Linked DNA regions of Homo sapiens: region 2 is linked to region 1. Evidence: read pairs that join two places in POLR2A ChIA-PET (ENCODE). Cell type or tissue: Panc1. All regions are shown on one strand. Each heading gives the region's core, and the rest is flanking DNA. Links, peaks and the distances in the headings are about the cores only.

What was found. ChIA-PET counts read pairs that join two places held together with the same protein. Peaks named below come from ENCODE experiments on the same cell type or tissue, not always from the same donor. Only the 100,000 strongest peaks of a DNase experiment are listed, where the experiment ranks them.
Region 2: POLR2A ChIA-PET joins it to region 1 with 7 read pairs; 1 of 35 experiments calls an interaction of 5 or more read pairs at or near these places.

The regions. Positions count from the first base shown.
Region 1 is chr12:116,609,446-116,617,416 of GRCh38, reverse strand. No RefSeq gene overlaps it. Among named protein-coding and RNA genes, the nearest start is that of LINC03088, 48 kb to the left of the region's middle. In Panc1, for the core only: no CTCF peak of the experiment used is centred there; no DNase peak of the experiment used is centred there; H3K27ac peaks cover 44 bases.
Region 2 is chr12:116,198,389-116,206,359 of GRCh38, reverse strand. The region is part of intron 2 of MED13L (mediator complex subunit 13L); the gene reads left to right. Among named protein-coding and RNA genes, the nearest start is that of MIR620, 54 kb to the right of the region's middle. In Panc1, for the core only: no CTCF peak of the experiment used is centred there; no DNase peak of the experiment used is centred there; H3K27ac peaks cover 386 bases.

The DNA of each region.
Region 1 (7,971 bases), core at 2,187-6,186:
AGCCTCATTCTAATCACTAACAGTGTTAAAATCACAAGTTTGATGTCCTCCTTCTAATGTTCCCTAATTCCATATATCTAAGAAATTCCACGTATTGCCTAAAACCCTCTTCTTGTTTCCCATCAGTGGTACAAGTACTGCACATTTTGTAAGCACTTCATTAAGTTTGTTAGGCCTGATGGAAAATGACAGGCCCTCATAATATGCGTCCTTTATCAAGCACCGATTAAATGCCAGGAGTTTCACTGAATCCTTACAGCAACCCTAAAGGGATGGGTATAGGTCTTCCCAGTTCGTAGAGCAGAAAACAGGGGTTCAGAGAGGTTAGGTGGCTTACCCGAGGTCACACAGCCAGGAACTGGCAGGGTTGGGACTCGCGCTCCAGTCCTGCATCGCCCCAGGTCCCCCCAGCCTGGCACTAAATTTGCTGATTGCAGAGCTAATCGCCAGTTGGTGATTGCCAGCCAGGACTATAACCATCCATGTAAGTAAAGGCATTTAGCTGTTTCACTGCATGCAGAGTTAGGAATTCTCAGGCAGCCCACTGAATGAGGAAAGGGCCTTTCTGTTTCACCTTTCATTGTTTTATCTGCACAACACTTCTGTGAGGTGGGCAAATATAATTAACCCATTTACAAACGAGGAAAGTGGAGAGGTTAGAATGATTCCCTAAAGTCATTCAGTAAGTGAGCGGCACAGCCAAGAATAATAAATAATATTATTTCAGGAGACGCAAACTCAGTGAACCTAAAGGCTTCCTGGTGCTCAGACCATCAGAAGGTGCTTCTGGGCCCTGACCCTTCAAAATCAACACTTCCCCACCACGGCAGAGGTCTAGGTACAACATTTGAAGTCTGGAGTTATTCAAACTGTCCATGTGAGTTCAGACCACCCCCAGGATTTTCTCCCCATTATTATTCTTTTCAGATCATAGCTTGATTAATTTTTCCATCAAGAGAATGGCACTACATATTTTGTAGAGGCAAAAGTAATACAGAATTTGCCTAATGGAATGCTTCCAAGGTTACCGTGAGGATGAATGGACTAGCATTCAAAAAGCACTTCTGAATCCTGGACAGGCTGAAGTGGAGGGCAAGTCTATTGTTATTCATCCTAACAATAGTAATTGATTGCTGGGGAGGGGGGCTTCCCATGATAACCTTTTAATTTTCCTATGAAAAACTGATGGAACAAAAGGTTGCTAGTTCCCGTTGGTGAAAGACAATTCACACCCGCTGGTCTTCAGCCATTCCCTTCAGCCCTTCTCAGCTACATGTTTTCAGATCCTAGTGACCAATATGACTTCCACAACCAGAGTGGAACAACCAGAGTTTCTTTGAACTTCTTTACAGTCTGCAAGCTGCCAGAAGGATCCTATACCTCTGAGACACAGCTGGTTTGATTTTCTTTGAGGGCTCTTCAATATTTTAAAACTGGGAGGGGCCAGGCGTGGTGGCTCATGCCTGTAATTCTGACATTTTGGGAGACTGAGGCGGGAGGATCATTTGAAACCAGGAGTTTGAGACCAGCCTGGGCAACATAGGGAGACCCTGTCTCTATAAAAAATAAAAAATGTAGCCCGGTGTGGTGGTACATACCTATAGTCTCAGTTACTCGGGAGGCTGAGACAGGAGGAGCCCTTGAGCCCAGGAGTTGGAGGCTGCAGTGAGCTATGATAGCGCCACTGCTCTCCAGCCTGGACAACAACAGAGTGAGACCTTGTCTCTAAAACATAAATAAATAAATAAATAAATTAATTAATTAATTAAATTAAAACTTAGAGTGCTGGTTTCTGGAGATGTCCATTTTACAGAGAGGGAAACGGACGGGAGACTTAGGGGCACCTCTTATCCTGGGTCTCCTCACCTTGTTTTCACTGTGTCCCATCTGCCAAAGAAAATATTTGTGTGTCAATCCACCCATGACCTGGTCACTCACTCCCAGGGTGGAAACCTGCCAACCCTGACGATGGTGGCCCCCGAGAGCCACCCTCCCCCGGAGCCTCCGTCTTGGACATGCTTGCTGTTAAAGAGGGTTGGTGACAATCATCTCTTAATTGCAATACCTCCTGTTGGCCTGAATAATAGTTGAAATCTTGTGGGCGCGTTGGCTGGGCATTAGGGGGTGTTTCTGTTGTGCCTCGAGCAAAGGGAGGCTTTATTCACACCAGCATCTGTTCCAGAGAGGTCTGAAAAGCTCAATTAGTCAGCAGAGCATGTTGGAAAAATAAAACCCCGAACTGATGTGTTTGAGGTCATCCCTTGGCTCATTTGAATGTGGGGAGCCAGAACTCCTGACCCTTTACTTCCATTGGCCTCAACTGGTACTTGAAACTCTCTAATCTGAACTCTAATTCTATAAATACCTCCAGTTTTTAAAAATGTATATATATATATATATATATATATTTAGCAAAAAGCTTGAAACCAAGAAACTAGTTAGCCTCTTCTATCTTTGAATTGATTTAATTTCAATTAATAAAGTTGGATTAAGATTGGGGAGCCTAATTCGGATTTGCAGGGGAGAGGGGGCTTACTCTGTGCCCAGCAGAGCCAGGCAGAGTTCTGGCCCCTTTTCTATTTCCTCTGACCAGCAGCTGATTCCTTTGATATCTCATCTTGCATCTTGTCCAAAATAAATGATGGGCGCGATGCAGGTTCCAGTAGCATGGAGAGACCGTCTGCTGGTACCATCTGATTCCTCAGCAGGCAGAGCCACACAGTCCTGGGAGGCAGTGGCCACTGGTGCGGATTTATAGGCTGCAGGTGGGGGATGCTACCTTGCCCTTCACACAGGAAAACAGCCTAGGGAGAGGGCATGCTTTGTACCGCCTCGGGTTCCCGTCCCCAGAACTCATGCCGGGAATTCACCTGGACTGCAGATCCTACAGGAAGCTGCCTGTGTGATGGATTACCACCAACTTGCTGTGTGACCTTGGGCAAGGCACTTTCCCTCTCTGGGCCTAATTTGTCTTACATGTAAACAGAAAGGACATCATCATCATCATCACCATCATCATCATAGTTAATGAGTGCATCCTAGATGATCTCTTAGTATGCTTGCCAAAGAACCTCTGTGGCTGATATTATCATCCTCATTTTACAAACAAGGAGTTGTGACTCAGAGAGGTTAAGTCACTTGCCCGCTTTACAGAGCTAGTAAGTGACATAGCTTCAATTCGGGCTCAGTCCCCCTGACTTCAGATCCTAAGCTTTTAGCCTCCCACATTATAACATCAGGCACTTCTGCACATTCTGTCTGTGAATCCTCAAAGCAACCATATAAGGTCAATGCCATTGTTACCCGCATTTTACAGATGATCAATGGTCTCATAACATTTTTTCCACCTGTGAAGAAAGCTATTATTATTTTTCTTTCTTTCTTTCTCTTTTTTCTTTTGTTTATTTAATTATTTATTTATTTGAGATGAAGTCTTGCTCTGTTGCCCAGGCTGGAGTGCAGTGGCATGATCTCGGCTCACTGCAACCTCTGCCTCCCGAGTTCAAGCAATTCTCCTGCCTCAGCCTCCCAAGTAGCTGGGATAACAGGCACCCACCACCATGCCTGGATAACTTTTATATTTTTAGTAGAGACGGGGTTTCACCATGTTGCCCAGGCTGGTCTTGAACTCCTGACCTCAGGTGGTCCACCCACCTTGGCCTCCCAAAGTGCTGGGATTACAGACATGAGCCACTGTGCCTGGCAAAAGCTATTATTTTTAAGTTCAGGAGAACAGTGACAGGCGTAAGATGAGGAAGGTCAGTGCTCAGCCTTCCTGTTGTCTGAGGGAAAAGGATGGAGCACACGGGATGAAGAGTAGAAGAAAAGCGAAGACGTGACCCTGCAGAGTGCAAACTCCTTGGCCAGGCCCGCAGAGCCCTTTCCAAGCTGCCTCTTGTGCCTCTCCCATATCAGAACGGCCTTTAATTGCTGCAAGCCTAGGCGGTAGGCACTGTTCCCATGAGCGTTTCACAAAGGCAGAGCAGGAGCAGCTAACGAGGTACTCCAGTTTGCAGAGCTCTTATGTGGAGCTGCAGGACTTGAACTTGAGCCTGTCTGAGTCCAAAGCCCTAGCTTTCTATCCCTTTGCCATCTATCCCACCTCCTGGCACTGACCCTGACCTTCTGCTCTGGGCCACTTGGGACCTCCCTGTTCTACAAACACCCGTGCCTTCTGCTGTCCTTGTTTTTCTGTCCAGCACACCCCTTGTCTATTGGTCACATTCCTTTACTGTCATTTGATCAGGGCCAGTTCAGCAATCACTTCTAAAACAGTTTTTCCTATGTATGCCTGTAGTCCTAGCTACTCGGGAGGCTGAGGCGGGAGGATCGCCTGAGCTGAGAAGTTTGAGGCTGCAGTGAGCCGTGATCACAATACTGCACTCCAGTCTAGGCAACAAAGAGAGATCGTATCTCTCTAAAAAAAAAAAGAAAAAAGAAAAAAAAAAGTTTTTCCTAATGCCTCAGGCAGAAGTCACCTCTCCATCTGTGTCTCCAAGCTACAGAAACGACTGTTGGATGACAGTGGTGGCGATCATCATCACCGTTACTATTATAAAATTGTGTGCAGGACGTAGTGCTCAGCGTTAACACAGACCCCATTCGACCCAGTCCCATCAACCCTGTGAAGTGGGCGCTCTGACATCTCCAGCTCACTGATAAGGACACAGTTTCAGAGATGCTAAGTTCCTTTCCAAGGGCCCCTTGGCTAGAAAATGCAGGGCCTGTGCTGCCATCAGCAGGAGGAGGTATGAGGACAGAGGCAAGAGGTTGGAGTGATGCAAGGGAGAAACCAGGAGCCAAAGAATGCTGGCGGCCTCTAGAAGCCGGAAAAGGAAAAGGAGTCCAGGTGTGGTGGCTCAGGCCTGTAATCCCAGCACTTTGGGAGGCTGAGGTAGGCTGATCTCTTGAGGTCAGGGATTCGAGACCAGCCTAGCCAATATGGTGAAACCCTGCCTCAACTAAAAAAAAAAAAAAAGTACAAAAATTATCCAAGCATGGTGGCACATGCTTGTAGTCCCAGCTACTCGGGAGGCTGAGGCACAAGAATTGCTTGAACCCGGGAGGCAGAGGTTGCAGTGACAGAAGGAGTCTCTGTCTCAAAAAAAAAAGAAAAAAAAGGGGGGGAAAGAAAAGGGGTCATCACTGTGTCACCTTCCCCCAGGCCTGGTGTACAGAAAGACTCAGCCTGTGCTTGTTCAGTGGGCACTCATAGGCTGGGCGTTATCGATGTGCATACAGGACTATGAAAAGATTTCATGACTGGGGGAGGTGGCTCACACCTGTAATCTCAGCATTTTGAGGGGCCGAGGTGGGCAGATCACTTGAGGCCAGGAGTTCGAGACCAGCCTGGTCAACATGGTGAAGCCCCATCTCTACTAAAAACAGAGTGGGTGTGGTGACGCGCCTGTAATCTCAGCTACTTGGGAGGCTGAGGCAGGAGAATCACTTGAACCCAGGAGGCAGAGGCTGCAGTAAGCAGAGATCGCGCCACTGCACTCCAGCCTGGGCAAAAGAGCAAGGCTCTGTCTCAAAAATATATATGTATATATTTCCGTTGTCGGGCATGGTGGCTCATGCCTGTAATCCCAGCACTTCGGGAGGCTGAGGTGGGAGGATGGCTTGAGCCCAGGAATTCGAGGTGGCAGTGAATTATGATCACACCACTGTACCCCACCCTGGTCAACAGAGCAAGAGCCCATCTAAAAAAAAAAAAAAAAGGATATCAAGCTCCCGTCCTGGAATGTGAGCTTGTAACCCAGAATCTCCCAGCTCTCAGCCTGGCTTTTCTGACCATCCCTCCAGGTCAGCAGGACTGTCACCCAAGCTCATGCTATATACATCCTATTCCAATGAATGTGGTTCTTTTCTGTCTGGATTATTGTTTCCAATTATTTGTCCATCTCTATGGAAACATTTCTTAAAAATACTGTACATGAACTTGAATTTTTGACCGGCAAGGTCTCTGGAACAGGTCTGTGAGCATGGAGCCGGTTTACACCGAGGGAGGAGGCACCACCCTCCCATCCACCCCTCGGTGACAGACTAAGCAGTGGAAACACATAGCCTCTGGGTGGGGCAGGAAGCCTGAGCTCTGGCCCCAGGCCCACCCTTAACACTCTCTGTGACCTTGGACGAGTCATTTCACACCACCTCCGTGTACTTCCACTTTACTTCCTTACTTGATTTTTGTTTTTCTATAGAGACCGGATCTTGCTATGTTGTCCAGGCTGGTCTCGAATTCCTATACTCACCTAGTCCTCCTGCCTCGACCTCCCAAAGTGCTGGGATTACAGGCATGAGGCACCATGCCCAGCCTACTTCCTTACTTGTAAAGTGAAAGGTTGATCCAAATAATCTCGAATGTTCTTTTCTGCTCAAAATTTGATCTTCTCTACACTCTCCTAGTCAGGAATGTTGTTGCTCTGCCTCCTGAGTGGCCGTGCTGTGCAGCATCTTTTTGCACCCTCTAAGGCTTGAAGAGCTATGAGCAGTTTTTTGAACATAGAATAATAATAACAATAATAATACCAATGAACACTTTCCATCTGATACTCCTCTGCCAAGCACTTTGCCTGTCTTATTTCATTTAATCCTCACTGCCCCAGGGGTAAGCCTTCCCCCTCTACATTCCAGAAAGTCTTTTTCACAGAAGACCTTTGCTTAGAAGGTCTGCCTTTGTTTAACGGAAGACAAACCTTAGTTCTCTTCTTTTTATTTTTTAAATTTTGAGACGAAGTCTCGCTCTGTTGTGCCAGCTGGAGTGTAGTGGCGCCATCTCGGCTCACTGCCACCTCCACCTCTGGGATTCAAGTGATTCTCCTGCCCCAGCCTCCCGAGTAGCTGGGATTACACGTGTGCGCCACCATGCCCAGCTAATTTTTGTATTTTCAGTAGAGACGGGGTTTCTCCACGTTGGCCAGGCTGGTCTTGAACTCCTGAGCTCAAGTGATCCGCCTACCTTGGCCTCCCAAAGTGCTGGGATTACAGGCAGGAGCCACCACGTCCGGCCTTAGGTCTCTTCTTGAGCTGACCCGCTTGGTAGTCTGAGTAGTTTCTGGAGGAGTATCTGGAATGTTCTCCTAGCTTCTTAGAATAGAATCATCCTGGCCGGGTACAGTGACTCACACCTATAATCCCAGCACTTTGGGAGGCCAAGGTAGGTGGATCACCTGAGGTCAGGAGTTCAAGACCAGCCTGACCAACATGGTAAAACCCCATCTCTACTAAAAATACAAAACATTTGCCGGGCACGGTGGTGGGTGCCTGTAATCCCAGCTACCCGGGAGGCTGAGGCAGGAGAATCGCCTGAACCCAGGAGGCAGAGGTTGCAGTGAGCCGAGATAGTGACATTGCACTCCAGCCTGGGCAACAAGAGCGAAACTCAGTCTCAAAAGAAAAAAAAAAGGACAGAATCATCCTTTCAGCCTTTTATGGGAGCTCGCTGTGTACATGCTAATCAATTAGAGCAGTGGTTCTCAACAGGGGGCAGTGTTGCCCCTGTAGGAGGCATTTGGCAATGTCTAGAGGCATTTTTGGTTGTCACATTGGGTGGGGGGTGCTGCTGTCATCTGGCAAGGGCCAGAGACAATGCACAGGACAGCCTGTCCCCCGCAAACAAAGAATCATCATGCTCTAAATGTCATTAGTGCCCAGGTAGAAACTCCTGGGCTGGGGAAGACAGGGGTGTCTGCCTATTTCCCTTTTAGTGTCTTTATTTCAGAATGAGACCAACAGCCAAGCCAATGTCTACAAATAAACAGCCTATGATGATTTCTCCTTCCTGGTTGCAATTGTCCAGACAAAGGAAAGAAAGTAGCCTGTAGCTGGTTCTGAGCCTCCCTGCCTGTTCTGAAGCCTCAGAGGCAGCATTCGCATCTCCAGACAGAGATTTTAGTGGTTGCTGCAGAAGAATCCTCAAAGGCGTTTTCAGCTCCAGTCCCTGGCCACAATTTAAGGATAGAGTCTGCC
Region 2 (7,971 bases), core at 1,813-5,812, 410 kb after region 1:
GGTTTGACAGCTTCTGAAATATAATAATACCTAAGTGGATCACCTGAGGTCAGGAGTTCGAGACTAGCCTGGCCAACACGGTGAAACACCGTCTCTACTAAAAATACAGAAATTAGCTGGGTGTGGAGGTGTATGCCTGTAGTCCCAGCTACTTAGGAGGCTGAGGCAGGAGAACTGCTTGAACCCAGGAGGAGGAGGTCGCAGTGAGCCAAGATCACGCCACTGTACTCCAGCCTGGGTGACAGAGTGGGACTCCATCTCAAAAAAAAAAAAAAAAAAAAAAAAGGTAATAATACTTAAGTATCTCTATATCCGCTGAAGTTAATTCCCAAAAGTTTGGTAGGTTTCTTAGTTTTGTCCAATTAATCATTGCCACTTTGTTTTCTTTATACAAAGGAAGCAAAAAAAAAAAAAAAACAAGTTTTTAGTTATGCAGTGCATTGTAAAGTTTTCACAGCAGAAACTGCTGTATTTATATTAAATATATTTTAATGAAGAAGTTAATATGTATGGTTATGATTATCGCAGTGGTGAGGCGGCTTTCATTTCCTCAGAGCGGGAAGTGTTAACTGCTTTCTCAAGCTCCAGGAATGGCAGAAGATAGATCTGAATGAAAGGATAAGGTAGGAAAATAATTGGAATCATTCAAATGGATTAGATTGGTGGCCATTTACCAAAATATACCTTTTTTAATCATTCTGTTTGTAACCCATTTTCTTCTGAATGGACTGATAGCTCAGTTTCTCCCTCCCTCTGGCCAAAAACAGTAGGGAGGAAAAGGACTTAGCTCTTCTTTTTAAAAGACTTTCCTTTTTTTTTTTTTTTTTCTCTTCCTTTGTTTTTTTTTTTTAATGGTAGAACAGTTGAGAAGGTGATTATTGTAGGGAGTGGACCATTGTGCTTCTTTTATGGGGTGGTGAGGGAAGGAATCTTCTAATAAGAACTTATGTCTTTGGTCCCAAGTAGCTGATGAGAAGAGGACTAGTTCTGTTTGAGTCTCATTGAGTGTAAAAAAGCTAGGAAAAACGTTAAAAAAAACACGACTTGAAAAAAATTTGTATTACAGCACCTCTTTTTGAAGTGCCATCTCATTTATCGTGTATTGTTGGAATACATAGTTAACTGGTGTTTTGAAGTGCTTTTGCCATCAGAGCTCCTAGAGCAAATGGATAAGGATAAAATCTGACTTCTCTTTCTCTTTAATAGGCACCGTTTTTGTTCACCATTTTCTGAGTTCTGGTTAGGATTTGGCGACAGTATGAAGATGAATTTGTGTGTCCCAGAAGGCAAGCCACATGAGTAGTTGAGTAAGTAGGAGGCCATGTACAGTTGGAAGAAAGGGTTTATGGTGTTCTAGGTAGCCACCAGAGGAGACAGCAAAGAAGCAGTATTTGTCCCAGCTGTGATCACCACTGACACTACACTGCTGCTTTTTCTTGGCAGCGATATTATTCTTCTTTTATATTAGCCATTTTATAAATTCTGAAAGGGAACACATCTTATTCTTTGCCAATTCTGAAAACTCTGGCCAGGTTAGCTTAAGAAAATAAGATAATAATAATACCTAAGTATCTCTATATCTACAGATAGGGATCTACAGACAAGACAAGGTAGGTTTAGGATAAAGGGCAGGAGCCAGGTCTAGGGAAAACAGTGGGTCAGAACAAGATAGGGGTAGACCAAAGGAGGACACATATAATGGAGAGTGAGATCAAGAATGACCAGATAGCAACTAGAGGAACTTATAGTGGGGAATGAGACAAGGCATTATATTAAAAGTCATGACAGCAAACACCAGAACACATACTAGAAGAAAGGCAGTTGGTGAAAGGTTTATAATTTAGGAATTAGAACATCCATCTACGCTGAAAAATAGGATTGTTGTAAGAATTGCCATGAACTGCCTACAGCATGGGTACTGAGACAGCAAGCAGTCTTTTGCTAGCCAGGAAAGTTCTTACAAGTTCTTCCTGCGTAGTAGCTACTCCTAGCTGATAGCAGTCATGGAATACAGCAATTCAGTTTACGTCTGGCAGCTCCTGACTCCTGAGCAGCTGGTCTGAATCACTGGAGTTTTATGGAAGGCTAGGTTCTGATAAATTTTGTTCTCTCTCAAAGTAGAAAGATTGATAGATTATGGTCCGTAATCTAGAATTTTGTTCTCTCTCAAAAGTAGAAAGAAAATTTTGTTCTCTCTCAAAGTAGAAAGATTGCTAGATTGTGGTTCATGTGCAGAAACTTTGAGTTAGGTTGACTTTTGGAAGCAGATCAGTAGCTATTGTGGTATGCCCACCACTGGCATTTCAAAGAAATGCATATTGAAGCCTTCTGAAAGTCCCACTTTTGCAGATACCATTACGACATGTAATTTTCTTCCATAAAATAAAATTTTTGCTCTGGCTAGCCTATTCACCAAAAATATTTGTGCAATGGGTTTTTATTGTTTCTAACTAAGCATATAGTTAACTGATTCAATTCGTAAGTCTGAGTGATTCCTCGATGACTTTTCACTCTTGTCTTTTTCTTTTTGTGTTTTTTTGAGATGGAGTCTCACTCTATTGCCCAGGCTGGAGTGCAGTGGCGTGATCTCGGCTCACTGCAACCTCTGCCTCCTGGGTTCAAGCAGTTCTCCCTGCCTCAATCTCCTGAGTAGCTGGGACTACAGGCGCCTGCCACCATGCCCGGATAATTTTTGTATATTTAGTAGAGATGGGGTTTCGCCATGTTGGCCAGGCTGGTCTCGAACTCCTGACCTTAGGTGATTTGCCCACTTCGGTCTCCCAAAGTGCTTGGATTACAGGTGTGAGCCACTGCGCCCAGCCTCACTCTTGTCTTTTGTGGTAACTTACACTAGTCTTTCCTTATATGTCTTCACTTTTACCACCAGCTCTAGCACTGGACTGTTTTTTTATTTTTATTTTTATGTTTATTTCAAAAAAAAAAACACAAAACAAAACACCTTTTAAAACAAAAGCTTCAGAAAAGTTACTGTTTCTAGCATCAAGTAGAGAAAAATAAACACCACCACAAAGTGATGATATTACATGTACAGAATGTTACAAGTTTAAGGCCTATTTATTTTGTAAACATTTGCAAGCCTTTTATAAGCAAAACTTGTAAAACCGAATCTTACATGGAACCCTCATATAGAAAACTGTTAACATTCCTGCCTGAAGATGGTGTGGAGACATTTGTCTTGAGGTCTCTGAGGCACTTTGATGAAACTCGAGAGTTCAGAGGAATACAGTTTGAAGAACGCTGATTTAATTTGGTCCCGCTGTTTTTGTAGATGAGGAAATTCAGACTAAAAGGTCCAGTGTTGGTTTCTGTGGCAAGCAAGCATAAAATAAATCTGAAAAGTTTTAGCAAAGCCCATTCATCTGCCTTCCAGGTATTGAGTTCTGGTAAGAACAGGAGTGCTTTTGTAAAACTTTGTGATTTCTCTTGTATTCTTCATTTGCCAGATTTTCTTACATTTTTGAGATTCTTCTAACTTTGCATTTTCTCCTAAGCCTTTTGTGAGAAGCAGTTTTTAATTTTTCTGAAGCCTTATTGAATAGAAAGACTTGAGTGAATCTGTGGGGAGACGCTGACCGTGAAGAACCCCAGAGGCTGTCAGGGGAAGAAGGTTAAGGGTTGGTGGATTTTAGAGAGAGGGGAGTTCCTTGTGCATCACAGCCACAGGAGATTTAAAAATGCGTAAGCCGAGGCATGGGGCAATGAAGTAACTTGCTCAGTGTCATACAGCTTGGTGGTGATGCAGTTAGAATTGCAATTCTAACTGATCTCTAATAAGGCTGTGCTTTTTCAACCATTTCCATTGTACTCTCTTGCCTCTAACTGTTGTCTGGATAGCTATAATATTTGAGTAGATACAGTGTTATATTTCTCAAGTTGATGACATTTCATCCTTAAATTCAAGACTTAGGTCCTATAAATTGGTGTTTTTCTTTATCTTTTAAAAAATCTTAAGCTCTGTAAAATGATTCTGCTTTGAACGAAGGGTACTTATATCTGCCAAAATCATTATTGAGCTTCTCTAGTCATTTATTTTCTTGAAATTGAAATGAAACTTTCTGAACACAGCCTTACTGAATATGGATTTCAGAGCCATAATAATGCTTCTTGCCTCTGCAGATTCTGAATTGATCTGAGTTTGGCAGTGAATTATGTATGTGTTATTTCAGGAATTTTGCACATGCCCTGCTTTAAACCACTGATTATTTTTGTAAAATGCTGTTGTGTGGATTTGGCTCATTCCATTGACGCTGAACTCATCAGATGGCTATATTGTCTTCTAGGAATGTGACTTGAATTGATTAAATGGCATAGGCAGCAACATCTGTTTTGTAAAGCTAGTTTAGTTTCCTAAAACTTTAAATTTTCAAATTTACAGCTTACAAAGAGAATGAAGCATATTTCTTTAATGCCATAAAAAGACTTTCATGGAGTTTTGATGATAGCTTGTTTTAACCTTGCCCTTAACCTAATTCTTTTTAGAACTTATTTTCTTACTGTATTATATTGCTCATTTTCAAGAAAAAGACATATTTGTAATGTTGGAAACTTTATAGTCTTATATGGATGGCTCTTAGGTTTTTCAGATCATTCATCCATTTGAAGACCTGCAGAAAGCTTTGGATGGTCTCCTAGAAAAAAAAGCACCCATACACGTGCTCCTAAAACTCTGTACAATTGTGGGAGGTAAAGCTCACCTGTACAGATCCCCCTGAAGCCTCCTGCCTCCTTGATGTCCTTTGCTTCACATGTGTTATTAAATGCATTAATAATGCTGCTGACTGTGCACATAAGTTACCTTTCTTTATACACAGCTTATAGATTTGTTGAATATTTGGATCACCATTTTTAAAAATCAAATGTTTTATGATGTTGATCTACATGTGTCATTTTTATTTCTCGGGGTTAATGTCTATTTTTATTCTTTTTCTCTCATCCTTGTAATTTCTTTTTTAGTTAAGGAAATGTATCCATCTCAGGGTTTCTTCATTTATTATTACAACCCTTATTTGGATGGACTTAATGACCAAAATTTATATGGTATTACAGTACATAGGCTTACCTGATCTAATCTTGTAGAAGACTTTTCTTGTATACTTCTTCGTGTAACATTTTCAAATAATATTTTCAATTTGGGATAGAGGACTTTAAAGAAAGTTAAGACTTGGGTAAAGATAGATACTCTCATATGACAACCCATGGGGGCTTTTTAAAATTATACTAGTGGATGTGTATTTTTATATTCAGTTGATCCTAGTCTTTGTACAGTCAGTTTTCTTTTACAATCTGGAATTTTGCCCATGGTTTCAAGGCCAGCATGGGTATTTACTAAGTAATCTTGAGGATGACTGTTCTTCTTTTGTAACCTGCTCTCTCCAGATCTGATCTGTATCTGTTTTAACCCAGAAGATGTGCCCTTTTGCTTACACCATCCCTCTTGTTTTAAGTTAAAAAGACAAAAGCTACCCGATCTACTATGTCATAGGAATTATTATGATATTCTCTACCTCTCTAGCCCTGTATTAAAAAAATCTAACTTGCTGCGTAGTGCTTTTATTTTATAAACTATTTTTAATCATTAAAAAATTCAAATTTATTGATTAAAATATAAATTGAGGCACAGTGAGTCTTTGAAGTCTTTGAAGTGTGCTTAGTATAGACTTAGTGTACTACTGCTGGTTTCATGCACCAGAACGCTTTGATTATTGTGTTTTTTCTCTCCTTGTGGGGTGTAGGCTCATTGAGGACAGTTTACGTACATATTCTTCTGTTAGCACTTTTAACATAGTCCCTGTCAAGTAATTCAACAATAGTTGAACAATTGCTAATTGAATGAATTCTGAAAGTTTCACAAATTAGACCTGAAAGGAAAGATTATTTTTCTCACCTGTTTTTCTTGAAGTTTCAAATTATTTTGAACTACAAATGGTATTTCACTAGTAAGTGTGAAAATTTATTGTGAATATAATTAATGTCTTGCAATGTGTGATGAGAAAGGTGGCTATAGTACACTAGATTGTTAACATTGTACAAAGTACAAAAGTTCTTTGGAAATGTTGAATGACTGCAGTGTGGCCATTATTACTTTTTTCCTGGGGTAAGAAGGAAATGCGATAATTAAAAAAAAGGCAGGGGATTGGTAGTACTTTATTAAAGAAATCTTATGTTGCTAAGATAATTTAGTCATGTAATTTTTTAAAAAACAGGCTATTTAAAATAATGTTTGCTTTTTCCTTCTTCTTCTCCTTTTTTTTTTTTTTTTGAAAAGCATCCTCCTGCCTTGGCCATCCAGAGTGCTAGGATTACAGGCATGAGCCATGGCGCCCGGACTTTTCCTCCTTTTATTTCAACCATGACAATGTATTTTGGCTCTCTGCTGATTTAAATTATATTTCGTGGAAAACAGTATGACGTCCAAAATGCTCATATAACCTTGAACTTGAAATTATTTTCCTGAGAAAATTTGTCCTTCTGACTGATGCTCTTTAGTGTATAAAGGTATTAGTTGTAATTGATTGGCTTCTTAAATGTTGGAAGTATGGTGTTAAGGCAGATAGATTTCTTTATTTCTTGAGGGGTGGAGATTAGATTTTGATACTGGACCAAAAAATGATTTTTCCTGATATAGGTTTGAATTAAAAAAAAAAAGTAGCATTTAAAAAGTATGGATTCCTGGTCTTAAAATTTGATGACTGTTTAACCAAATGGGAACTGTTTTTCTGAAAGTGCTTTAGGGCAATCAGTGCTAATGCTTTTACATGCTTACTGAAAGTAGAAACCTAGGCATTTGATCAGAGTATTTTCTAAGAGATAGAAAATGTTTAAAAGTCAGATGATAAGCTTGCATAAGCCTCAAGGGTGACACAATTTAGTATTCCTAAATAAGGACTTAGTGTTTCTTGCAGATGAGGATATTGCAATAGGAAGCTATTTGACATAAAAATAAAGTGTGCGTGAAGTGTGCTGTATCACTTTTGTGTAAACTCTCTTTTTGATTTTCTTAAGCAGAAATGGCTGAGATTGGGTTTACATAGTCTCTTAAAATCAAAGCTTGCTTTACTGCATAGAATAAAATGTGTTTCTCTGACTGACTAGTACTGTATAAAATAGCCTACCTCTCTCATGCAAAAACTGATATTGGACAGAAGATGGAAGAGACAAGATAAAAAAAATGGGACCAGAATGGAAAGGGAATCACAGAGGTGGCTAGTATTAGATTCCCAGAGCAAGGAGAAAGAACAAGCAAATAAGAACATGGTAACTTTTTCTCTAAATGGGTCAGATAGTAACCTCTACTTTATAGTCCCTAATCAGTGTGCCCACCTGTAGACATAGAAACTTTAGTGGTTCCTAGGGGCAGAGAGGGTGGGAATCAGGCCTTAAAGAGAGGCAGCAGGAGACATTAACTTTGTGTAATTGTACTCTGATGTACTAAGACTTAATGACTTAGGTTCCTTAGCATCTATATCTTTTTCCAAAGCTGCAGCTGTAATTCATTTTACTATTTCTCCTAAAGAGTGTCCATTCAGTGTTATTATTATTCATCAAATAGGTTTTGCATGCTTACTATGTGGAGGGCAAGTCATAAGATCTGTAAGAGGAATTTCTTGGATCCCTTTCTTTATGGCGCTCTTAGTCTAGGGGAGGTGTTAGAGGCAGGATGATGGACACTAAGAAAGATGTAATTATAAAACTGTTAAGTTATGGCAACATTAACTGATAGTCAGGATGCAGTGCTTCCCAGGAGAAACACTGTGCTCCTTTGACCCCATGAGTGGAGTTGTCAGAGAAGTCTCAGTGAAGAGGCACATCTAAACTTCTGTAGGGGGTCAGAGAAGAGACAGCAATTTATTCAGTTTGGGATTGATGAAAGTATTGCAAATGTAGGCGGCACTACTGCCTTTACAGAAGAGTTAGATTTCACCAGGAAAGAAGGAAGGAAAAGGTACTCTA